Linked DNA regions of Homo sapiens: region 1 is linked to region 2. A link is a loop called in an ENCODE intact Hi-C map of the cell type or tissue named here. Cell type or tissue: IMR-90. All regions are shown on one strand.

The links. Hi-C counts contacts between places; a loop is a spot of excess contacts. Peaks named below come from ENCODE experiments on the same cell type or tissue, not always from the same donor. Only the 100,000 strongest peaks of a DNase experiment are listed, where the experiment ranks them.
Region 1: a loop joins it to region 2, with 2.1 times the contacts of the local background. A loop is called at or near these places in 26 of 110 quality-filtered maps.

Annotation. Positions count from the first base shown.
Region 1 is chr13:45,205,526-45,208,025 of GRCh38, reverse strand. GTF2F2 (general transcription factor IIF subunit 2) reads right to left here. Exons shown (of 8, transcript NM_004128.3): 5 at 521-602. Among named protein-coding and RNA genes, the nearest start is that of KCTD4, 5.7 kb to the right of the region's middle. In IMR-90, no CTCF peak of the experiment used is centred here; DNase peaks (open chromatin) are centred at 835 and 1,545; H3K27ac peaks cover 1,577 bases.
Region 2 is chr13:45,279,738-45,282,237 of GRCh38, reverse strand. The region is part of intron 7 of GTF2F2 (general transcription factor IIF subunit 2); the gene reads right to left. Among named protein-coding and RNA genes, the nearest start is that of SNORA31B, 55 kb to the left of the region's middle. In IMR-90, a CTCF peak has its summit at 994 (motif pointing right); a DNase peak (open chromatin) is centred at 1,037.

The DNA.
Region 1 (2,500 bases), 74 kb after region 2:
CAGCCACGCCCAGCTAATTTTTCTATCTTTTTGTAGAGATAGGATATCACCATGTTGCCCAGGTTGGTCTCAAACTCCTGGGCTTGAATGGTCCACCTACCTCAGCCTCCCAAAGTGCTGGGATTACAGGCATGTGCCACCATGCCTGGCCCAGTTACAGTATTTCGGATACATATTTATTATGGAAAAATTACAGCCCTGGAAAATAAAATATTACAAAGATCTTATACATGTCTTTAAAGAATCAAAATTTATAAAGACAACTAGAAAATGTAGTTTAAAAACTTTGATTCCAGGATGTATTAACAAAGTAGCTTAAAATACCTCAAATAAACAGCCCAGATACTGAAATTTCTTTAGTGCCAAAGAAACTCTTACTTGCTTTTAAAACCAAACAGCTTTTGAAGCAAACACTCAACAATAACCACAGTTTTAATGCAGTCAATAGGCGATATAACACACGTATCTCAATCCCCAAAGGGAAATATCAGGTATCATTCTGGAGTTACAAAACACCAACCTTTTTAATCGCATGTAGTTTTCACTGGCAGCTGGTCGGCATTCAGCTCTTTGTACCACTATTCCTTCCAATGACAGCTTATCTTGAATGGAAAAAAAAAAGGATTCAGAGATAATACTTATCATTTTCAAGACTGTATTTTGACACACTAAACACAGTAATATGACAATCAAATATAATTAATATCAAAAATCAAGAAAAAATAGTTAAGTTTCAGGAATCTCACTGGTCAGAACAGAGAGAAGCCTTATTCTTGGCTTAGTAACAAACTGGGCTCCTGTCAGATTTGTTTATTAGGCTGCTGTGGCCCTTTGCCAGGAACAGCTTTTATACACTCTGCTCCTTCTAAATAAGGTAGCTTAAAAGGGCATAAAATCAAATTAAAGAGTATAAAGGCTATCGTCTTTGACAAAGAAGTAACTTCTGAAAACACAGCTAGTCTAAACCACTAAATCAAAGACCGTGTGTGTGTGTGTGTGTGTGTGTGTGTGTGTGTGTGTTTGTGTATGTGAATAAAATTCTCAAGTACCTTGTGACTAAAACAGCCAGCCCAGAAAATACTGTGACACTGGGCAGGTCTACTGTCTGGGTTATATTGTGTACCAGTTCAGCCTGCCAGCTGCTCTGACTTCTGTTTTCCTGCAGAATTCTAAATCTGGGCATGTCAAAACAGAATCTTTAACTGCTATGAATATTTGTCCAAACAGAAAGGCAATTTCCCCTATCCTTAGTAATTCTTATAGTGACTCTGACATAAAACCTAGGAGAATCAGAAAAAGGAAACAAAGGCTAGCATCTATTGTGTGCCTACTGGCCACCAAGCATTGTGGTGTGGTCACTTGACAGACCTTACCTTATTGTATAATACACATATAAATGTCTCATAATGGTACCAGCTTTATACCCTGGAAATGTATGACTGTGGTTAGAAACAGTCATATTTCCACAAGAATTCACCTGGGTTTTAAGAAAAGACTCAGGAAATTCCCTGGCTCATGAGTAGTGCATTTATGATTCATCTTTTCAGAGAGAATTACTTCATTCCACTAACATTAGCAAAATGTCTGCTATGCAAAAGGCCCCATCTAGGCATTGTGGAATCAAGATGATTAAGACACAGTACTGTTTTCAAGAAGCATACAGTTCACTGGGGGAGACAGATAAATTGATCAAAATGCAGAAAGTGTATAGAACCATGCCTACATATTTATACTAAAAAATCTTTTTTTAGTGATCTTTGGATGTCTCCAAAATCTAGGAGACTCTGTACGAACTAATTACAAGCACACCGTATATAATCAATGTATCCAGGGTCCCTTAATGCAACATATGCAACAAATCTCAAGAAGATGCAGAAAAAGCAATGATGAGAAGCATGACTACCTTATACCAAAATATGGCAGGAAGAAAATATTTTAAAAGCCGTTATTATTTTATAATAAAGTTTAAATTCTAAAAATAATTTCCTCTCATTAAAGTCTTTAATAAAATTAAAATTTGAATTTTCTTAAAGCAAAAAGCTTATATTCAAGTTTGGCTCTTGCTGAAGCTGAAAGTTCTATCAAGAAAAATTCTTTAGTCGTCACAACAATAGCAAGATTTGGGAAAATCTGATATATCAAATGTCTTAAATGCATAAGGAAAGTCCAATAAAGGAAGACAATTAATCCTTTAAAAAAATAAATCTAGGTCGGCCACGGTGGCTCACAGCTATAATCCCAGCACTTTGGGAGGCCGAGGCAGGCAGATCATGAGGTCAGGAGATCGAGACCATGCTGGCCAACATGGTGAAACCCTGTCTCTACTAAAATATAAAAAATTAGCCAGGCATGGTGGCACACACCTGTGGTCCCAGCTACTCAGGAGGCTGAGGCAAGGGAATCGCTTGAACCCAGGAGGCAAAGGTTGCAGTGAGCCAAGATAGTGCCACTGCACTCCAGCCTGGCAACAGAGCAAGACTCCGTCTCAAAAAACTAAATA
Region 2 (2,500 bases):
AAAGATAATAATATTAATTATTATTATCATTATTATTTTGAGATGGAGTTTTGCTCTTGTTGCCCAAGCTGGAGTGCAGTGGCATGATCTCGGCTCTCTGCAACCTCCGCCTCCCAGGTTCAAGCGATTCTCCTGCCTCCTCCCAAGTAGCTGGGATTACAGGCGCATGCCACCACGCCCAGCTAAATTTTTTGTATTTTTAGTAGAGATGGGGTTTCACCATGTTGGCCAGGCTGGTCTCGAACTCCTGTCCTCAGGTGATCCACCCACTTCGGCCTCCCAAAGTGCTGGGATTACAGGCCTGAGCCACTGCACCCAGCCAAGATAATTATTTAAAAGCGACTCTTTTGTTGTTGTTGCAGAACAAAGCAATCCAACAATAATTTGTGTGCGTGTGCTTCAAAGAACTAGTTACGGTATGATGATGACTCATCCCATTGATGGAAGATGTAATTTTTCTTATTGATTGAAGTGAGGCATTAATAAGAAAAATGGCTGAGAAGCTCTTGTCTGTATATTTAAGGTAGTGCTTTTCTCTAGCATGGTGCTAGACCACCTGCATCAGAACCCTGTGGGGAGCTTGTTAAATGAGACACAGCTTGGGCCTACTGAATCAAAGTCTCTTGGGCTAGGCCCAGGAATCTGCATTTTAACAAGTGCCTAGGCGACTCATGTAACTATATACTAAAGTTCCACCACATCTGGCTTAAGGTTCTTCCAGTTCTGATACTCTAGGATCTTTGAGTCCTTAGTGTGTTGCTTCGTTCTCTGAGCCTCATGTTTGCTGTAGAGTACGTGTTACCAACATAATCTAATGCCACTTTACACTGACTGATATAATGCTCTAGAGTTCATAAAGTCCTTTTAGTTAGGGGTAGGTTGTCACCTAGAAACATAATAGCTGATTAGTACTGGAAGTATACAGAGGTTCCTTCAGGATGGCTCAGCTCTCTCGTGGGCAGCCTTCCCATGCCAGCAGCCAAGCCCCAGCAGATGGCAGCAATGAACCAAATGAGCCCTGGGTTCCCCCGAGGCTTGCCTACCTCCCACACCTTATACAGTTGGCTTCACTAGCAGACCCGTGTGAATGAGTAAGCATAAAGGCTTGAGATATCTAGGTAATATAAAATGCAAGTCTGCCACCTGCTATTTCAAATTACATTTAAAAAACAGGACACTGTTCATAAACTACTTTCTAATTGAACAGGATTCATAAATGGAAAATGATTGGTTAGGCACAAATGATTCTCTGTTTAGGTGCCAAGAATGACATCTTTGTAAAATTCCAAAGAATGGTTTATTATGAGACTGGCTAAGACGATGTTGCACAAACAACCATACAATTGTGGATGCACTGCAATGGGTCAAAAATGAAAAGAACAATTGCCAGGAGCATTTTAGTAGCTCCATAGAAAAGAAGCTCTCCTGACTTCAAGTCTAGTGTGCCCATTTATAATCTAGGCCCAGAAAATGAAAATCCTAAAAAGGGTTAAACAAAAAATATTAATAAAGTCTGAAGTGTACAAATTCAGTTGTTTTCATGTCCACCCTCATTTTGGCAATCTAGTAGAACATATGGAATTCTTTTTATAAACGAAGGTGTCATTCTTTTTTCCTTGTAACAATAAGAATGGAATGAGATGACCATAGTCAGTCAATTTCTCAAGCAACAAAATGCAATCAGGGTCACAATGTACTGTGATCAGGGGGTAGGGGACACAAACTTCCTGATTTTTAGGATGTTCTAAACTGCAACCTAAGACCATTTTACTCTAATCAAATAAATTAGCTTGGCAGGGAAGTAGGTATAAAACATTAGCAGAGAAAGTAGTAGTGACGATAGGGAAAAACAAGGTCTCTGAAGGGAAAATCTCTAAAGGGAAGACATGGACAGAGAACAGAAAGAGCACATGTCCTTCCTCTGTCTAAAATATTCTAATGACTTCCCCGTTTGGGCTACACATTAAATTCCAAACGCCTTTGTAGGCATCCACTCAGGTCTGCCTTCTCCCTTTAGCCTCATCTTCCAACACTCCCCCTCACGCATGCTTCCCATTTCTGCATCTGCGTGCTTCTGGGTTTTTCCCATATGTTGTTTCCCTTCCTTGTAACGTTTATCTCCTTTCCTCAAATCTGGACCCCTCATTCTTTAAGACTAGGCTCAAATGTTACTTTCTCAGAGAAACTTTCTCTAACAGCCTTACCTTAGATTTACATTTCACACCGCACAACCTTCGATGGTAGCTCTTATTATATTATAATCCTTTATTTATATGCCTTGCTCTCCTCTTAAATCACATGCTCCTTTTTTGGGGGGGGCGGGGGGACGGTGGGAACAGAGTTTCACTCTCGTTGCCCAGGCTGGAGTGCAATGGCATGATCTTGGCTCACTGCAACTTTTGCCTACTGGGTTCAAGTGATTCGCCTGCCTCAGCCTCCCGAGTAGCTGGGATTACAGGCATGTGACACCACGCCTGGCTAATTTTGTATTTTTAGGAGA